2 separate regions of the Homo sapiens genome follow, and region 1 is linked to region 2. A link is a loop called in an ENCODE intact Hi-C map of the cell type or tissue named here. Cell type or tissue: MCF 10A. All regions are shown on one strand. Each heading gives the region's core, and the rest is flanking DNA. Links, peaks and the distances in the headings are about the cores only.

What was found. Peaks named below come from ENCODE experiments on the same cell type or tissue, not always from the same donor. Only the 100,000 strongest peaks of a DNase experiment are listed, where the experiment ranks them.
Region 1: it touches region 2 in a loop (2.6-fold over the local background); 2 of 110 quality-filtered maps call a loop at or near these places.

The regions. Positions count from the first base shown.
Region 1 is chr4:146,048,228-146,058,110 of GRCh38, reverse strand. It overlaps LOC105377468 (a long non-coding RNA gene), which reads left to right. Exons shown (of 4, transcript NR_188432.1): 3 at 502-657; 4 at 1,911-3,709. Among named protein-coding and RNA genes, the nearest start is that of LINC01095, 69 kb to the left of the region's middle. RefSeq lists enhancers at 3,104-3,353, 2,691-3,890. In MCF 10A, for the core only: no CTCF peak of the experiment used is centred there; DNase peaks (open chromatin) are centred at 3,250, 5,870 and 6,170.
Region 2 is chr4:145,603,771-145,615,749 of GRCh38, reverse strand. No RefSeq gene overlaps it. Among named protein-coding and RNA genes, the nearest start is that of MMAA, 9.6 kb to the left of the region's middle. In MCF 10A, for the core only: a CTCF peak has its summit at 5,753 (motif pointing right); a DNase peak (open chromatin) is centred at 5,739.

The DNA of each region.
Region 1 (9,883 bases), core at 1,859-9,858, 440 kb before region 2:
TAACGAGTTTAAATCAGGACCGCCTGGTTTGGATGTGTATTTTCTCCTGCCATATTAAGCTGCAGGCATGTGCAAACATCATGTGTGGGGAATTGAATTAAGCCAGGACTGGGTCCTTTTCAAGAAAATACAATGAAAGGAGAGAAGGGCAAGAGAGTTGAAAGTGTATGCAAGGGAATTTATACTGATGGACTGTAGAATCTACACAGGGTAAGGACGCGAGGTGAGTGCGGGACAGTGAAAAGGTGGTGGCATCAGATTAACTAATTTTCAGTCCCAAAGGACCAGAAATATTTTAGGAATTGGGATGTTAGTGGGAATAAACTATTAGGTTGGTGCAAAAGTAATTTTCTTGTTTGTTTGGTTTTTTGTTTGTTTGTTTGTTTTGCCCTTACTTTTGCACCAACCTAACAGGAAAAATCAGTGGTTATGGTCAGAAAGTGGGAAGCTTGAAGTTGAGATTATCAAGTTAATATCAGTGCAGTCATTGGTAATGATAAGTTCTAGGATCTAAGCAATGGGAAGAAAGAAGTTGGCTGAAGAAATGATGGAAATTAATTATATAATTGAAGAAAAAGAAGTCAAGGCACTGAGAGCATGTTCAGTTGGCAGAAATTCCATGACAGCATCTACAAGGGCATATTGGAGAGAGTGAGGGTAAGCTTGGAGTTTTCGCTCGTTGAACTTGTTCTCGTGAGCCTATGAATCTGGAGAATCTTATCCTTCTGTTCTAGGGAAGTTTTAAAATCCTTTCTTTTATAATTTCTCCCCTCTGTTTTCTACATTTTGTCTTTCTTAAAGTCCTGTTAGTAAATGATGGTCTCCTAGTTCAATTACCTGATTTACTTGACTCTTCCATTTTTCCATCCCTTTGTCTTTTTACTTAGTTTCTTGAAGACTTACCTTCCAGCCCTTTTATTGAATCTGTTATTTCTGTTACCCTATTTTCATTTACCAAGAATGATTTCTTATGCTCTACATACTCCTTTTTTCATGTAACCACACATTCTTATTTTGCAGATGTAACATTTTATCTTTTTTTTGAGGTCAATAATATGTTTAAGTGTTCTTTTCACTGCACTTTTTGTTACTCCAAGTTGCCTTTATTCATTTATTTGTTTATTTTAATCTTTAATATTTTATGTTGGAGACTTTCCTCACATGTCTGGTGATACTTGATTGTTCACACTTAAGAGTGAGGCACTTAAAAAGCAAATGGGAAGCTTTGTGTGTATTTGCAGTGTTTGTCAATTGCTACTGTTTACTGGAGAGCAATCAGTCAGGCACCTGGTCATTTCACTGGGAGACTTAAAAATGTCAGTATATAAGTCTTTTCTCCAATCAGTTGGTTTTGTCAAAGGGGACTCTTCCAATTCCCTGCCTAGGGAATATAAATCTAGTTGCCAGTGCCCTAACTGCAAGTGAGGGAAAAAGGGTGGGAGTCTCACTAATTAGTATATGGCATGTAGACTTGACCTTGATCATCCTTTTTCAGCCTTACTCCTATCCTCTACAAAACATGGTATCATTGGGTCTGAAAATCCCTGGCTCTATTTCCCTAGAAATTAAACCAGTTGCCTGCTGGGCTGGTTGGTGTACAGAAGAGGAGAAGGATTCTGAGGGGTCATCTCCAATCCCATTTTTTTTCAGCCCCAGCCTGCATCCCTTTCTACAGAAGTAACAACAATTTCCAGTTTCTGAGCCTTTCCAGGGTTGTACAGTAGGTATTCATTTGCTTTTTGATATTTTCCACAGCAAAGCAAACTTTCTTGCTGCTCTGTTAACTTCGTTACCACTCACCCGTCTGCCTTCTGTCTTCCAACATTTTGTTGCTAGCTCTTGTCTGCTGTTGCCTCTTCTGTTCTCTTTATCCTTCCAGGTTTTATAAGATTGTTTTTATTCCTTTTCAGTCATTTCAGAGAGGCTTCAGGATGGAGTTGTGATAAACGCATGTGTTCAGTCTACAATGTTTAACAGGGAGTGCCTCTTGATTTTTTCATGTGAATTACTGAGGAGTAGGTAGTAGACTATCTTGATGCCCTTCCTCATGTCCCTTTGACTCTGAGTTGACCTGCAGCTGCAGTGAACACTTCCTAAGGATGCTGATGTCTTCCCCTATCAAGCACTTGCCTCATTCTGCTTCTCCGAGGATTTCCTCCAGTACACCAAGAGCTTGCCCGACACTCACAAGGTATCCTGGAACTGCTGGGGACTGAAAACCCCTCAACCCATGAAGAATGAGGATCAGTGGATTAATAGCAACTGTCCCATACCTTGGTGGGACTATTATAAGGCATTCTGGTTGGTTCCTCAGAGGTCCCAAATGGGATTGAACCAAAGTTGCCCACAGTAAAAACTCATTCACCAACTCAATTTTCATTTCACCCCTCTCAATTTGCACACTCACTCACTTGTTCTACCTGGGATACTCTCCAAGATAAACTCCTGTATCCAAAGCTTTGTCTCAAGGTCTCATTTGGGAGGAACTCAAACTAAGATAATAGGTACTGGAAGTGACTACAGAAAGTATATTATCAATGGTATGGAGGCAACAAAAACCCCATTAATGGTGGTGAGTAAGGTGGTGACAAACCCTGGCACTTTGAAGAATTTCATTACCCACAATTGACCCATGGTGTACTTGGATGAGGTAAAAATGAAAGGAGACGCTAACCTTATGCAATAGTGCTAACTCCTGAAAGATATAGGGCTGTGATAATCACAGGAATTGAAGAGTTGTCTTGTTCTTGTTAACTCCCCTAGAAGAATTGGGAAAAAAGAAAGATAGGTTTACAACATCCAACTACCCATTCAGAGCATAGCAATGAAAGCCAGAAGGTCTCCTTGGGAGAATCTGAAGAGACCCCCATTTCCTGCAACCAGAGGGCAGGCTGTTCTAAAAAAATGACATTCAGGGGTTCACTGCAAGAGGAATTGAACTACAGAGCAGACTGAAGACACAGTCCAGGCAGGCCTCTCATGCAAAAGTCAAAGCCCTAGAGGAAGGAAATGGTCCTTAAAAACTACTGGGATGCAGGCAGGCATCTGGATAGATGTGCTAGATAACCTTGAACCCCTAGATTCCCTGAACAACCCAGGCTAGCAGGAGTATCCTGCACCCTGTTACTTGAACAGAACAGCTTCCCTTTGCCTAGAGACTCTACACAGTCCTCCTCTGAAGCAGACACCTCCAAGATTACTTCAAGGTCTGCTACTTCCTGCCCTCATTGCCTCTATTCCAAAAACTGGAAACAAGTCTCAGCATGCCCTGAGCAGGGTAGCACATTTCTTGCTGTGAGAGATATGACAGATTGTATTTTCTAAAGAAGGCTGCAACCATGTCTCTCATCCCAAATGCTCTTCTACAATGCAATCTTGTCACTCCTCTACCAAGAGATGAAACCTAATTTCAATGCCCTTGAATCTAAGCTGGACTTTACTTGCTTTGACCTGTAATGTACAGAAGTGACACTGTGTGATTCTTACAGCTGAGTCATAAAAGGTGATGCAGCTTCTGCCTTGTTCCTGGGGACATATGCCTCTGTGAGATTGAGCTACTAAATAACAAGACCACCTACCTTGAGGCTGCCATGCTGGAAGAAAGCAAAGCCACATGAAGAGCAAGTAAGCTGGTTGCTTTAGCAAGATCCTTCATATTGATAGTGAATGTGCACTTCTGTCTTTCTCTTGTGAATGCAAACCACTTTTTCAATAGTCTCACGTTAAGTGCCAAAGATTGTTGTTTTTGTTGAATGCATTCTCTTTATCATTCACTACCTGGCCCTAGGAATTTGTTCAATGATCCTCATTTCTGTTACAATATAGTCTTCAGTGACCTTGATCATCTTCACATTCTATAGAACATCATCCTGGCCCATTATATTAATGACAGAATAATAATTGAACTTGGTTTTTAGGAAGGAGCAAGTATACTGGTTTTAAATACTTCATGCTGAAGGAATGAGAGATAAGCCCTACAAAGTTTTGGAAGTCTGCCACATCAGGGAATATTTTAGGGGCCCAAAGATCCAGGGGTATGTTGAGACACCCTACTCAAAAGAATACTTTACATTTCCTACCACTAAGACAGAGGCACAGCACTTGGTGAGCTGCTTTGAATTCCTGAGGCAAAAAAATAACAATAATAAATACTACCCATGAGAATAATGCTCTGATCTATTGTATCAGAAGACTATTGACTTTGCGGGGGTCTGAGAGAGTATCTGAATAGCCTTTTAAAGACTTAAAAAGGCATTGGCTTAGGAATTGCACCTTGCATGGCTAGGTCATTGTCCTCGAGGATACAGCATATTTGTTGAACCAGTGATCACTATATGCAATCACTGTGCTGTTTTCCCAGCATTTGGAATACACAGGAATGATAATTAAAGGATACAAGTAGGACTGACTTAAACACACTCCCTTTCACCCATTAGTGGAAATTATGTTTTTAATTCTTACAACTTTAGGCTCTTCCTGATTAAAAGCCTTGGTCTCAAGGTGTGTGTACAGACGGAGACAGTAAGTGTTCCACTGCATCAATGCAGTGCCATCTGAGGATTTGGGCATCTCCATACTGACAGGTCAGCAGGCAAAAATGGGAGTACTATACTGGCAGGGACACCTGACTGATTATCTTGAAGAGTCGGAGTTGCTGCTACATAATGGGCCCAGGGAGGAAGATGTCTAGAACTTGGGGGAATCACTCAGGCCCCCCTTAGTGCTTCTTTGTCTGGCGATAATAGCAGAGAAGCAATTGAAGTAGCCATGTCCTCACAAGGGCAAGGTAATCAAGGCCCAGCCACTCAGAGATGAAGGTCTGGTCATACACTGAGCAAGCAATGATGACTAGTGGAAGTGCTAGCCAAGGATTCGGGAAATCTAGAAGAAGTGGAATTGGAGAGAGATGATGAGTATAGATTATAGCCTTGGGACCAGCTGCAGCAGTGAAGATTGTGACTTGTTCCACATATTCTTCTATTTTCAGTCATTTTTGGAGATTGCAGCCAGCTACAACTCTGAAATGTCAGTAACAGAGCAAACTAAGGGTGGGCATGAGAGGATCTGCTGAGAGCAAGGAATGAACATGGTAGTCACTAATGATACACTGCCCATGTTCCCCGGCTCACCTGTTAGCTCCCCGGCAGCTTGCAAACATGTCTATACACACTGCCATCTTCCTACCACGAGTGCCATAACTCTCTGCTTCTCTGCTGAGGCCCTTCTCAGCTCACAGTGCGAGTAGCCTGCAAGTGCTAAGGGCATAATGCCTCCAAGGTCAACTTTAATCAACGAGGTTCAAGAGTCAGAAGAGTGAATTCCTTCTGAGATACATTCTTTCTGGTTTCTCAGAGGCTCCCCAGAGGAAGTAGGCCCCAGTTGCTTAGGAAAAATGGAACCTACTTATTAAGGCACCCCCTTTTTACTTTTCTCCTTTCTTTCTCTCCCTTTCCCCACTCCATTCCGTGAAGTTCCTGGGATCACCAAATAAACTATCTGTAATCAAATCTTTATCTCACTCTGCATTCTGGGGAACCCAAACAAAGATGGTAAGTTTGCCTATCTACATTTATGTCTTATTTGCTACAAGTATTACTGGTAATTTTCTTGACAAAAGTAATATGATATCTGCTGATAGGCCAAAATAATACATATTTATAGTGATAACTGCAGCAAAAATGTGAAAACCAATTTTAAAAAGTTATTTTCACTAGTTTAAGAAAAATGAAGAAATTGAACTTTTAAAAAATGCAGTAATACCTCCTAACACATTATGAAGAGGAATATTTTCATAACTGTAGAAATGGTTGGTAAGGCTGTCAACTATCCAAGGATTATATTGAAATAGCTGTCATTGGCCAACTACTATGACTAATGAAATCAACATTTTCACCATGCAGGCAAAATAAACGTCATGAGTCAAATTTAAGAGGTATTTCTTTTTTTCTTTAAAAGTTGTTGAACTATCCAGGTTACTCAACCCTCAGTTTTTCATTTTACAACAGAGTTTTCACATACACAAATACACATACACACACATTTGCATTCAGACATATTCAGACATACATGCACACATCTTTTAGCATTTTAAATATTTTCAAAGTGTAGCTCTACAGACTCATGCATTTTAACTTTGGTAATGCATGCAGTATTCCCTTTGGAATGCAGCTTATGAAGAAATCCACGCTGGGGGCAAGTATATAGTAATTCTTTCTTTATCTCCTGCATATATTAGGAAACCCTCCAGGAGGGTTATTACTAAGACAAATTTAGAAAGACCTCCACATTCACAGAGACAAAAATATCAGCGGCATCCTGAAAAAGCCAATGAGTGATCAAAAATCAGAAATAAACAAGCTTTGCTCATTTTAAGCCATATAAATATTTGTTGAATAAATCCTGTTTTGTTTTCACTTTTGATGGGATGTTAGTTTGTGAAATCAAATGATACCCAGATTCTTTCTTCCCATAGGTTTATAAATACCCAAATATGGCATATTTGACTCCATATACAGGCTTTGTTGAACATGGATTGTTTTTGTCTACCTTTCTCCATTTCAATCACATGGTTCTAGTGTGAACTTCTAATTATGGACCCCTGATCTCTCTGTTCCAGTCAAAGGGCAGGAATGTGGTTAATTACCATGCATCATGCACTGTCTTTAGTGATTATTCTAAGAGGCTATGAAAGGTAAACCAATCAGAGGCCTTCACCAGGATTCTGAAGTGGAGCTCCACAAGGAAGAAGAGCTTTCTTTGTTAATGATGATGTCTGGAAGCAGCCATGTAACTCCACCCCATGGAGACAGCTGGTATAGAAGAATGAAGCCAAATTGTAGGGACAGGTGATACCAAGTGTAAGGTCCTCAGTTCTAGAGTTGGAGAATCCCACTGCCCAACTCTGTGCACCCTGTCTTCTGGGGTTTGGTTGTTCCCTTCACAAGCTTTCTGGGAGCACCTATTGTATCTCTCCCCGTATTCCTCCATGGAGCTCAAAGTAAGCCACCTTGGGTTTCCACTGTTTACAACCAAGAGCTCTGATATATGTGCTGCATTTACTTTTGCTGTTTTATCAAATACTTACAAACTCAACTGCTTAATTAGGCAAAGCATTCTATTGCTTTTCCTTTTTGATATCTCAGTAATTGATTTCTAAGGAAGAGAGGGCATCTTGCTGGGATTGTTTTCACCTATTGCTCTTTTGCCCAGCCTCACCCAGCTCAGATATTGACTAAAGCCGTTCAACTCAGCTGGTCTGGCTACAGAGTACAGGGGTAGGTGCGCACCATGGCTCAGGTGCAATAACGACTGTAGCTTCCCAAATTGTAATGTCAGGTTACCAATGTCGAGACGAATTGGGATTGCCTAAGTGATTCCCTGGGTACACTCACCTTTTTACCCAATGATAAAAACGAGAGATCTCAACAAAATAGCTCTTATCTATTATGCTGCAGACTGACAATTCTTTTTTTTGTTTGTTTGTTTTTTTGAAGACAGAGTCTCACTCTGTTGCCCAGGCTGTAGTGCAGTGGTGCAATCTCCACTCACTGCAACCTCAGCCTCCTGGGCTCAAGTGATTCTCCCACCTCAGCCTCCCGAGTAGCTGGAACTGCAGGCACGCACCGCCAGGCCCAGCTTATTTTTGTTTTTCGTATTTTCTGTAAGATGGGGTTTCACTACATTGCCGAGGCTGGTCTTGAACTCCTGGGCTCAAGCGATCTGCCCACCTTGGCCTCCCAAAGTACTGGGATTACAGGCATGAGGCACTGCACCCAACCAACAATTCTTAAAACTATTTTTAGTTACAATTCTGAAGACAGGGCTCAATGTTGGTTTTAAGGGTTTTATTTTATATTTTGCTAACTACTTACCCTTTTAAAAATCATTTTAGAACCATTTCGAGGATGTAGAAATGTCAACTGTTATTTATTTGTCATCTTCTCCAAATTTTAGGTTTAAAAGAGGCAATATGTGATTGGCCTAGCTTGGGTCACGTGGCCCCTCTTCACTAGGAGGTGCAGGGCACACCCAAAAAGGTTATCCACTGGGGAGTGTAATGCTCTAAGGGAAATCGGATGCTGTTGGTAAGGGGAATAGACACTAAGCAGTAAAATAACCACAAATGCCCACTACAGTGAGCATATGAGATTATTTTCACTAGAGCTAAGCAGAACATAACTGGATATTAACCGCTTCCTAAAATATGACATTCACCTGCAATATGCAAAGAGCTGAGACTACTTCTCTTGAACTTCCCACTTTCGTTTCTCTTTTCTTTTCTTTTTTTTCTCTTTTTTTTTTTTTTTTGAGATGGAGTTTTGCTCTTGTCCTCCAGGCTGGAGTCCAATGGCACAATCTGCAACCTCCGCCTCCCAGGTTCAAGCGATTCTCCTGCATCAGCCTCCCAAGTAGCTGGGATTACAGGCACCCACCAACATGCCTGGCTAATTTTTGTATTTTTAGTAGAGACAAGGTTTCACCATGTTGGCAAGGCTGGTCTCGACCTCCTGACCTCAAGTGATTCTCCTGCCTTGGCCTCCCAAGGCACTGGGTTTACAGATGTGAGCCACCGTGCCCGGCCCCACACTTTCATTTTTCACTTCATTTAGCCTAAGGCAGGATTCCTGGTTTCTTTTTTCCCCCCTTATTATTTTTTTTCAGAAAAAAAAAATTTTTTTCTCAAAATTTCAGAAGAAAGCCTTTCTTTAAAATATTACCTTACTAGATTTATCTTGTCCAATGTGGAAAGCTATGCATTATATACTGCTAAGTAAAAACAAACAAGCAGCAGAATAGTATAAAATCTCATTTTGATTATTTTAAAACATTATTTAGACAATTTTTTTTGGAGACAGATACTCATTATGTTGCTCAAGCTGGAGTGCAGTGGCTATTCACAGACATGACCATAACACACTACAGCTTCAAACTCCTGGCCTCAAGAGATCCTCCTGCCTCAGACTCCCAAGTAGCTAGACAAAACATGTTAAATTGCAAATATAACTGAATATATACTAAAAAGTCTTCCTCATAGATACTCACCAAACATGTAATGCTGGTGTGATAAGCAGAATAATGCCCCCTCAAATATGTCCACATCTTAATCTCTAGAATCTTTAGATATGTTACCTTACATGGCAAAAGGAACTTTGTGGATATGGTTAAACTAAGAATCTTGAGATGGGCAGCTCAGCGTAGATTATTCAGCTGGGCTCAATGTAATGACAAGCGTCCCTGTAAGTGAAAAAGAGAGGCAGAAGAGTCAGTTTCAGGGTGGTATAGTAGGAGAAAGATTTGACTGCCATTACCAGGTTTGAAGATGGAAGGAAGCCACAAGCAGAGGAATGCAGGCAACTGTAGGGGCTAGAAAAGGCAAGGAAACAGATTCTGCCTTAGAGCCCCTAGAAGGGAACTCATTTCTGCCAGTACCTTGAGTTTTGCCCAGTGAGACCCATTTCTGATTTCTGACCTCTAGGACTAAATAATTTGTTGTGTGTGTTGTTTTTTAAGCCACCAAGTTTGTGGTAATTTATTATAGCACCAATGGCAAATGGATGCACATGGTTAATCTTGGGTAGTGGGTTTTTTGGGGGAGGGATGTAGAAGGAGAGACCAAAGGACATTAATACTTCCAAGCTGAAAATTTTTGCAAGTGTGTGCTATTTGTGAGGTCCATTCCAAGATGGCTGAATAGGAACAGCTCAGGTTTGCAGCTCCCACCGTGATTGACGCAGAAGAGGTGATTGCTGCATTTCCAACTGAGGTAGCTGGTTCATCTCATTGGGACTGGTTGGACAGTGGGTGCAGCCCACGGAGGGCAAGCCAAAGCAGCGCAGGACATTGCCTCACCTGGGAAGCGCAAGGATCTGGGGGATTTCCCTTT
Region 2 (11,979 bases), core at 1,666-9,665:
GCAGAACCTTCGGAAAAATCTAACAGACATTAGAGGGAAAAAAAACACAAATTAATATTACTCACTAATACAGATGCAAAATTCCTATAGAAAATACTGGCAAATTGAACCCAGAAAAAAATAAAATAAAATCGCCAATTGCAGTTTATCCAGAATGCAAGATTTGCCCAACATTAATCAACAATAATTTACAACATTAATAAAGGAGAAAATCTTAATAATGGCGGAAAAAGCATTTGACATATTTTATTGCTAACTCATGATGACAACAATCACAAAACTAGAAATAAAAGAGAACTTTATAAAGGACATCTATGAAAGATCAATAGCTATTATGCTTAATGGTGAAATATCCAATCCTAAGATTGGGAACAAGGTAAAGCTGTCGGCTCTCATCACTTCTATTCAGCTTTGTATCAGAAATTCTAGACAGTACAATAAATAATTAAAATAATAAAAGATAAATATTACAAAAGTGCAAAACTGTCTATTCACAGTGGTCTATGTAGAAAATCTGTTTTTCAAAGCTACTAAATAAATTGTTTTTGTAGACTGTACATGTGGAAAATCTTCAACGTCTACTGGATGTTGAAGTCATGGGGTAAAAGCTCAGTATATATTAAAAAAATACTTTATATACTAGTAAGCAGCAATTGGAAAATGACATGTTAAAATATGCCATTTATAATAGTACAGATGATCCCTGACTTATGAGGGTTTCACTTACGATTTTTTTTTACTTTATAATGATGTGAAAGTGATAGACATTCAGAATGCTCCTCAGGTTACAATGGGGTTACATTCAGATAAACCCATCATAAGTTGAAAATATTAAGTTGAAAACCCCCCTACAATTTACAGTATTTTCCATTTAGGATGGGTTTATTCAGACATAACCTCATCATAAGTTGAGGAGCATCTGTATTATAAATACCTAGGAATACGTTTAATGAAAGACATGCAAGAGCTGTACCCTAAAGTGACAAAACATTGCTTAAATGAAAGAGCTAAATAAATGGAGAGATGTGCCATATTTATGCATACTGAACATGTGCCAAGAAAGACCATATTCTGGGTTATAAGTCTCAATTTATAAGGATGAAAATCATACAAAGTATTGTTCTCCAACCACAATGGAATTAGCAGTCAATAATAGTTCTTTGGAAATCTCCAAATCTCAATAATCAAAGGCACAGATTTTCCAGACTGCTGGCCTCAAAAGTTCAGATTGACACTGAAGACATTCTTCTCTGCACAGCCAAGCCAATTGATTCACATGGGAAATAATTATGGACATATTGCCACATTCTAACCAACTGCACTAACCTGGCACTGCCCTGAGATTGGGGTATGCTGGAAGCAACTGCAGACGGCGGTTATATATTTTATTGTACTAAAACAGAGTTACAGCATATTTAAAATTCATGAAATTGTTCCCATTTCTTGCTTTCCTTCCCTCACAGTCTGAAAATACTGATGAAAAATCTGGGAACAAGATTATGGGTGTAGTTGACAAAACAGAAAATCTGTTCCTGGACAGCTTTTGATGAATTTAATAAGTACAGAGATAATGAACATAGACTACATTTGCATAATGGCATAACAAAAATTCATTGAACAATGCTAACTATCTGGGGGAAACTACAGTTTGGAAACTGAATGTAAGATTGTGGTTCTGGCAAGATTACTCATTCTATTTAATGATTATACATGGTGTTGAAGGGGTTGGGGGAAATAGTCCATTTTGTGCTGCTGTAACAGAATACCTGAGACGGCGTAATTTATAAAGATTAAAATAAACATTTACTTCTTAGAGTTCTGGGGGCTGAGAAGTGCAAGGTTGAGGGGCTCACTTCTGGTGAGGGACTTAATGCTGTGTCATTCCATGGCAGAAAACGGAAGGGCAAGAGAGGGGAAGAGGGGTGGGTGGGGAGGGGACTGGCTTCATCCTTTTATGCGGAACTCACTCCTGTGACAACCAACTCATTCCTGTGAAGTGGCATTAATCAGTTTATGTGGGCAGAGGCCTCATTACCTAATCACCTCTCAACACTGTTGCATTGGGGATCAAGCCTCTAACGTGAATTTCAGAGGACACATTCAAACCACAGCATTCCACCCCTAGTCTTCAAACTTTATGACTTCTCACCATGCAAAATACATTCATTCTATCCCAATTGTCCCAAAAGTCTTGTTCTACATCAGTCCAAAAGTCCAAAGACCGAAGTCTCATGTAAATCATGTATGGGTGAGATTCAAGGCACAATTCACCCTGAGGCAAATTCCTTTCCAGTTGTGAACCTGTGAAATTTAACAAGTTATCTACTTCCAAATATATATATATGTTGTGACAGCATAGGATAGACATTCCCATTCCAAAAGGGAAAAATAGGCAAGAAGAAAGTAACAGGACCCAAGCAAGTCTAAAATCCAATAAGAAAAATGAGTTTTAAAGCTGGAGAATAATCTCTTTTGACTCCATATCCCACATCCTGGGCACACCAGGATGGGGCAGGGTCCCTAAGGCCTCGGGCAGCTCCATTCCTACCGCTTTGGTGGACTGTCTACCCAGCAGTGCTCAGATAGAAATTTCATGCCTCCAGCTTTCCCAGGTTGGAGTTGCATGCTGGTAGCCCTACAGTTTTGTGGTCTTGGGAGCTGCCCCACTCTCAAGACCACTAGGCATTGACCTACTGGGCTGTCCACATTCTTTGAAATCTAGGTGGAAGTCACCATGTCCCCACAGCTCTTGGATTCTACACATCTGCAGAATCAGCACCACATGATGCCACCAAGGCTTACCGCTTGTGTCCTCTGGAATGGCAACCTGAGCCACAGCCAGGCCTGCTTGAACCACTGCTGGGGTGACAGGATTACAGCACTGGCATACAGGGAGCAGAGTCTGGAAGTCGCCCTGGGCAGCAAGCCCACGGAGGGCACTGTGGGTTGTCCCCCCAAACCATTCTGTTCTAGAGCTCTGGGCCTGTGATGGAAGGGAGCCTCAAAGATGTCTGAAATTCCTTTCAGGTCATTCTCCATGGTCTTGATGAATATCACCTGGTTTCCTGCTAGCCATACTAACCTCTTTAGCAAATAGTGGCTTGGCCATATCCTCGGTTTGCTGTCCTAAAGACACTATTTTACTTGTGACCTGAGAAACCAAAAGAGATGCCCCTTTATCAACTAAGACAGACCCCAAGTTTAAAGAAACAGATACTTTTCTTTGAGGGTTCAGTGCTCAGCTGACATGATAACTTCTAAATTCCTATGGCTATAAGAATAAACACACTCTTATTAAACTCCCTAACAATAGGAGCTTTCATGTAAATTATCAAGAGCCCTCATAAACTCTGATTTACAACTCAGACCACTTCAACTCTGATTGGACAGAAGACCTACCTTATAAACACACTTTCCTAATGAGTAAGTATAGACCTTAAGCAAGTTTCAGCAAGCTTATAGAGACTGTGCACAGTCTTCGTATCCTACAGTTCACCTTTTAACATGGAGCCAAATTTCACCCCATTTTAATGCCAAAACCCCACCCCAAAGTGAACATGGGTTATACATTATATATGCCTGCCTATTGCACATGCACTCAACTCTCCACATAAATATGTATAGCTTTTCCCCAAACCTGCCGAATATGTATGACTGCACAAGCCCTTTGAGGCATAAGGGCCAACCTGCCCTTTTCATCTTCAAAAAAGAGCACCTTCAGCACATGCCATTGATTCTTCTCAGTTTGCAAACTGATATTGCCAATAAAGCTCTCCTTTCTACCATTTAGGCATTCTGGTGGTGTTTTGGACAACACACTCTCCATGCCCAGGCTGCAAATTTTCCTAATCTTTCTGCTCTGCTTCCCTTTCGGTATAAATTCTAAATCACCTCTCTCTCTCTCCCTCTCTCTCTCTCTCTCTCTCTCTCTGTGTGTGTGTGTGTGTGTGTAGCTTTCATATCTTACATTTTATCTTATTTTGCTGTATACAGTTAAACATATCCATGCAACTCCTTCAATAATTTGCTGCTTAGAAACTTCTTCCACCAGATATTTTAGTTCATCTCTTTTAAGTTCTGCCTTCCACAAAGTCCTAGGAAATGGACACAGTTCCATCACAATTTTCTGCAAAACACGGATAGCTTTTAATCCAGTTTCCAATGCATTGTTTCTTATTTCCATCTGAGACTTCATCAGAATGGCCTCTACTGTCCATATTTCTACCAGCCTTCTGGTCATGACCACTTAAGTAATCCTTAAGAAGATTAGGCTCTCCTCACAGTTCTTGTCTTCTCACCAGAATTGCCCAGTGCTCCATTCACAGCAGTCGAGGCTTTTCTATTTGCTCCTCCAAATTCTTCCAGCCTCTATTTGTTACCCAGTTCCAAAGCCACATCTACATTTTCAGGTATTTGTTGTAGCAACAGCCCCACTCCTCAACACCAATTTTATGTCTTAGTCTGTTTTGTGCTTCTATAACAGAATGCCACAGACTAGGTAATTTATAAAGAAGAGAAATTATTCCTTACAGTTCTGGAGGCTGGGAAGTCCAGAATCAAGGGTCCCACACCTGGTGAGGCCTTCTTGCTCCATCATTCCATGGTGGAAGGCTTGGAGGGCAAGAGAGGGAAAGAGTAGGCAAGGGAAAAGAGTAGGGAAGGGGGCTGAACTTATCCTTTTATCAGGAACTCCACTCCCATGACAATTATGCACTCCTGCAATAATGGCTCCATTCATCCCTTAATGAGAGTAGAGCCCTCAGGACCCAGTCACCTCTCAAAAGTTTCACTTCTCAACACCATTGCATTGGAAATGAAGCCTCCAACACATTAACTTTGGGGAACACATTCAAATCACAGCAACCCTGCATGCTTTCTTCTACTCTCACTATTATCGTGATAAAATAATTTATTTTTTAATAGAAAGATTTCCAACATACAGATCTGTCCCACATGTATCTCTTTCAAGGATTTATAAAATTAAACATTTCTCTTTCAATAGATCATTGAGAGGATTGGGGACTATAAATCACTTTTAATTTTAAAAAGTATTTTTGACCCTTAAAAAGGTTTTAAGTTACTCATCTTCACAATTGTTTATTTTGACTGTCGATTATGCTTAATATAATGAGATTAATTTTCAAATTTCACTTGGTAAATAGAGTTCATAGACCTTTCTTTCCAGAAGTTGCCTTTTTAAAAAAATGACTTTTATTTAAATGTTTTTTCAACCTTTATCTTTTACAGTTTTTAACTTCATGTTACTTCTAATAATTCTGAAAACAATTATTCCATTTTGGTATAATTTTCTAAACTCACAGGGGAAGTCTGATTTTCTTTTCTTGGTATGAACATAAAGGGAAAATCAAATGTGATGGCATGGTAACAACTAATCGCAGCTGATATTATTAAACTATTTTATGGCTATTGTCAACATCCCTGTGAGATAGATGCTACTGTTATCCCATTTTACATACAGGGAAACTGAGACTCAGGGAGATTAACCAATGTGCCCAAATGTTACATGATAGTATAAAAGTCTGGCTTTGAGCTCATGTAATTGACTTCAGTGTCCACATACTTAATCATTGGTGCTTACTTTTCTGTGAATTTACTAAAGTAACAGGATTATTTCAGATTCCCTAACTTATTATGATAGTTCCAATTTCAGTGTTATCTATACATAAGATGTGATGAAATGGCACCATGTTGGCAAATGTTTCGATGTAGCGCACAATTTCACCACATGATGGTGCCAGTGAAGTGAGAAGTCATCTGCTGCTAGTATTTGACATTAGGCTCAGACCTAAATATGTCAACAGAATGTAGTAAAAGATGTTTAAAAATTTTTTTAAAGAGCAATCATAAATAATTATAGACTAGAGTGTCTTTTGAAAACATAAGGAATGAAAACATCACAAATACAAAAAGGGTAAGAGTAATTGACTCATAAAACTTAAAAATAAAAAAGATGAGCTTTTGTATTCATAAGGAAGTATGTAGGACAGATGTCAGAGACTTTCCACAGGAAGGAAAACACCAAAGGAAATGAATTAAATGAGGGCAGGTGACTTAAAAAAAATGAGACCAGCTGTATAGTGATGTAGCTCCAGGGTCAAATGGTTCCAGTAAGATTCCACAATCAGTGCAAACGAGTTAGCAAAAGCCAATGACTAAAAGATTTTTAAAAACCTTTAATAGACATTACTACTTCCTTTTCTAATCTAAAATAAGTATTATTTTTCCCTGCATTATCAAAGATGGAAACAACAATAGAAGGAAGAAGCATTGCTTTTCAGAAATTATTGAAACAAATCCTTACATGTCATTATTACAGTGATTCTCCAAGTTTGGTCCCTGGACCAGCAGCATTGACATCACCTGAAATGTTAGAAATACAAATTATTTGGCCACGCTCAGACTTTTACTGAACCTGAAACTTGGGGAATGAGGCCTTTCAGGGCTTTTGGATGCACCCAAAAGTTAGGGATCCACTGTGTTACTTATGGCCCACGCCTGTAATCCCAGCACTTTGGGAGGCTGAGGCAGGCAGATCACGTGAAGTCAGGAGTTCGAGACCAACCTGGCCAACATGGTGAAACACTGTCTCTACCAAAAATACAAAAATTAGCGAGGCATGCTGGTGGGCACCTGTAATCGCAGCTACTTGGAAGGCTGAGGCAGAAGAATCACATTAACCTGGGAGGCGGAGGTTGCAGTGAGCTGAGATCGCGCCACTGCACTCCAGCCTGAGCAAGACTCTATCTCAAAACAAAACAAAAAAAAGGATAGAAAGAAAACAAATTCACCAAAGCATAATTAATAATACAAAGATATTGGAAATGCCAGTTTAATATTAAAGAAATATTAAGTAAATAATAGTATATTGTCAAGGCATTTAAACATGATTCTGTTAAATAATTTTTAATAATGGAAAATGCCTATTATATAATAGCAGAAGAGTCTCAATTATGTAAAACAATTCTAGAAGAAATATTAGAAGGAAAGAAGCAAAACTAGTTATTAATGGTTGCCTTGGAGTGATGTGATTAAATATACCATTTTCCTCCTGCCTGATTATATTGCAGATGCTGTTTTCAAATTTTATATGAGAAACTATTTTACTCCTATAAATAAGTCTTATAATGATTAAGGATGTTGGGGGGGGGGGTACTTTCCAAAGTCCTACTCAGAGGTTACACTCTTGCCCATTTTGTTCTAACTGTATGGTTGGTAAGAACAAAATATGACACAGATGCCAGTCCACAACATAACCCACCTTCCCCTTCCACATACACCAAAAAACCCCACGGTCATCATGTTGCTTACTGGAGAAAGAAGACATAGAAAGACCATTCTGGCGTAGTTTATATGTATTCAATGTTGAAAGGGAAGTAGGGGATTAAAATCTGACAGTGAGAAAAAACAATCTTGTTATAGACACTAATCACATGCTTTGCCAAGTATTGTTAGTTAATGAAAATATTAAATATTCTGAAGTAATATAAGGGAAAATATCTTTATGTGTAGATAACAACTTGCTTAGACATGTTACCCCTAAGAAAGATTCTCATTTTATAACTGTGTCATTTGAATTAATGACCTGACAAATCAAGTAGTCAAAAAAATTCCAAGATTATAATTTAAAAGATTAATATCTATCTACCTATTTATGTTCATGTATATCTTGAATGTTAGACCCTAAATATGATTATTTCTTTTTGACAAAGATCTGTAGAATATATGCTAAAATTGATAACATTAGGCCATTAAAAACTCAGTATTTAGAAAATAATCTAAAACTTAGATCACATTCTCTAAAAGTAATAAAATACAATAAAAATGAATAACAAATGATTAAACAAGGGGAAAAAAGCAATCATTTAGAAATTTGGGAAGGAGATTATCCCAAATAAGTTATATGACAAAAAGGAAATAAAAACAATAATTATTGCTCCTTTAGAAAAGAAGTATATAAAATTACAAAACAAATGGGATGCATGTGAAGATGAACTCAAACAAAATATATTATTTAAGGAAAAGGAAATTAGAAAAATAAAGACAAAAATTAAAGAATTATTAAATAAAAGCCATTACAGTTATAAGTATACCAAAAGTTGTGTCTTTGAAGGAAAAAATAATACAAAAATGCCCTGAAGACAGAGGGCGGTGACTCATGCCTGTAATCCCAGCACTTTGGGAAGCTGAAGTGGGAAGTTGCTTGAGCCGAGGAGTTAGAGATCAGCCTAGGCAAAATAGTGAGACCCTGTCTCTACAAAAAGAATAAAAATAAATTAGCCAGGTATGATGGCATGCACCTGTGGTCCCCCAGCTACTTGGGAGGCTGAGGTGGGAGGATTGCTTGGGCCTGGGAGGATGAGGCTGCAGTGAGCCATGATTGTGCCACTGCACTCCAGCCTGGATGACAGAGTGAGACCCTGTCTCAAAAAAAGATAAATGCCCTGGAGATTTCTAATTAAGAAACACACACACGCAGAGACACAGACCCACAAACACACACACACCACAAATACACACACACACACACACACACCACAAATACCTAATACATTAGGAATGAAAAGGGGGATAGAAACACTTGGATATGCTTTTATAATTACAAAAGAAGATTTCCACTTCCAGCTGTATGGCAGGCTGGGTTATTCAGACCAACATTCCCGGCTGAAGGAAAGAATAACTTAAAATGCTGTATAGCACATGAAAAGTGAATCCTTTTAAGCAATAAAGATATGATAAGGTAGTAAGACATTTCCAGGGCAAAACCTAAAAAGAGGAAAGACCCAAGGTAGGAGCACAGCATTGAAACTGCTTTTGCCCTAAAAGCATTTGCTAAACCAAGCGAATTTGGTTTCAGTGGCCTTGTAGAGCACGGAAAACAGAACTCAAAGCCTAGTGTGTACTTGAGATGAACAATGTGAAGATCTAAAAGGAGGCCCTTCTGCCATAAAGCCAAGATACCAAAACGATATTCCCTCAGGAAAAAAGATAAACCAGAAATGAACCTGCTCCACCTCTGCCAGGAAGGTTAACTTGGCTCTAAGCAGAGCAGGGCTGGAAAATAACCACCCCTGAAAAGTTGTGAGCATATGAATGCATCAGGCTTTTTCACACAGTATTTACAACACCAAGGTAGTCCAAAAAACTTTAAACCATAATTTTAAGTTGTTTCCAAACTGATGGTGTTTCTATGCACTAGTCAGAGGCAAAGGCATCTTGACTTTAGGCCTCTAAGACAACTCAAAAATAATTTTCCAAGGAAAAACAAAAAGCAACTCACAGACAAACGTAACCAAGAACCACAAGGAAATAAGTCACTATGCACAAGACCCAGCAAAAAACAACAAAGAGCAGAAACAAATATACAATTAATTTAGATATTGTAATATTCCAGTTACAGGAAATAAAATGACTATGCTTTGAAAATGAAAAACCAAGTATTTTCAGGGAATAGGAAACTATTTTTTTAAAAACCTAGCATATTTAAAAGAGAACTAAGCAAACTTCTAGAAATAAAAAATATAACAATTGAAATATAAAACTCAATGGATAGAATTAACAACACACAAGAAGAAGTTGAAAAGAGAATTAGTGAATTTGAAGATTGGTAAGAACTATTCAGAATACAGAGACAAAAAGAAGTAGGAAGTATAAACCAGAGTTTATGTAACACAGAGCTTAGAGCTTCTTCATTTAAGAGTTTCTTAGGTTAAGAAGATCTATTATACATCTGATAAGAGTTCCAGTTGAAGAGAAAGAAAGATATGGAACAGAGATAATAGCTGAGAATTTTCCAGGACTAATGAAAGAAACCAAAAATAAATATACATCTTGACACATACTGAATTGCAGAAAAGCAAGGACTTAACACTTAAAAAGAAGCCGTAGGAAAAGAGAAGACTGATTATTTTCAAAGGAACCTCACTTAGACCAACAATAAACACTGGAAGCCAGGAGCTGGTGAAATATCTTTAATATGTTGAAAGAAAATAACTGCCATTTAAAATCTTATATTCAATAAAATCGTTTTTTAAGAATGAGGGTAGAGACATTTTCAGACCAAAAACAAACAAACAAACAAACAAAAAAACAACAAAAAAAGAGAGTTTACCAGCAGTGCAAAACTCAAAGAAGAAATGATAAAAGATGTAATTTGAACTGAAGAAAAGTGATTTGAAAGGGAGGGTCTGATATGTAATAGGAAATAAAGGGTAAAGGCTGAGGCAGGCAGGATCACTTGAGGTCAGGAGTTCAAGACCAGCCTGGCCAGGATAGTGAAACCTTGTCTCTACTAATAATACAAAACTTAGGGCCAGGCGCAGTGGCTCACACCTGTAATCCCAGAACTTTGGGAGGCCGAGGTGGACGGATCACGAGGTCAGGAGATCGAGACCACAGTGAAACCCCGTTTCTACTAAAAATACAAAAAATTAGCCGGGCACGGTGGCAGGCGTCTGTAGTCCCAGCTACTCAGGAGGCTGAGGCAGGAGAATGGCGTGAACCTGGGAGGTGGCACTTGCAGTGAGCTGAGATTGCACCACTGCACTCCAGCCTGGGCAACAGAGCCAGATTCCATCTCAAAAACAAAAACAAAAACAAAAAAATAACAAACTTAGCCAGGCGTGGTGGCACATGCCTGTAATCCCAGCTACTTGGGAGACTGAGGCAGGAGAATCGCTTGAACCTGGGAGGCGGAGGTTGCAGTGAGCCAAGATTGCGCCATTGCACTCCAGCCTGAGTGACAAGAGCGAAACTCCATCTCAAAAAAAAAAAAAAAAAAAGAATGCTTGATTCAGAATACCAACCACAAAAAATTATGAGAAAGATGGTGTCCTAAATAAATGGAGAAAGGAAGCATTATTTCATTAATAGTCTAGGGAAAATTGGTTGATTAGGTGAGGAAATGACAGCAAAGGCATGACATGAAGCTGGGATTGTGACAGAGGCATCTCTTTTCAGGTGCCTTGGTAGAAAATAGGAAAGACAGAAGATTTGAGGGTTTTCTGCTTGCATTATCAAATCTAGTAATGTGTGATTCCTAGATCTACATCTATCTTTATTTATTTAGATGCTGGAGGAAATGCACAACATGTTAGCAGTGTCTGTCTCCCACTTTCATATTTTAGTTAAATATGCAAAGAGGACTTTTAATTGTTATGAAAAAAACTAACATTTAAAAATGCCCCATGATCTTAATGTGCAAAGTTTAGAAAAGCTAATCATTGTTTTCAGTTGCTTAAGTATGCTCCATTTTACACAAAGCTCCATAAACTGAATACTATAAATTTCCAAAATAATTACCAAAATCTAAGTTAATGTCTCTAAACACATGATCTTAACAATAGTATATGCAATATAGCTAACGTGACCACATCATTTTACAGTCTGCCTATTTTTCTTCTTTTTGCTGCGTTTTTTCTACAAATGTTCAAGCTTTCTTTCCTCTCATTCAGGAGAAAAATAACTAAAGGTAGTGGTGTAAAAGCAAGCAACAGCTCTTCCCTAGGATGAGACAAAAAGAAATACAATGTATTTTTAAAATGATATTTGGTAATGGACTTTAATTTCAAAGTAGAAGGAAAGAATTTTTTTAAAAAAAGATTATATTAAAAGCATGAGCAGTTGCCCTGAAGCGTAATTCAATATTTATCAAATTCTTTGTGTATTTTTGCTGAACTGGAAATGAGTAGATTTGGTCTCAGATGAGTAATATTCAACTGTCTATGATAAATAGTCTTCTTTACACCAAATTCAAATGTGCTTATTTTGTTTCTTTTCAGTTTCATAAGAAAGGGAGACAAGACTGAATGCTGAATGTTTCTTTTTGATCTTATGCACTATTTCAGCTGACAGAATAAAAGAAATGTCTGTTTACTTAATTTATTAATTTATTTGAAAAAAAAAAAACCCTGTTGGCTGCGTTAGCCTGTCTTCTTCCTTAGAGAACAGCAACTGCATTTA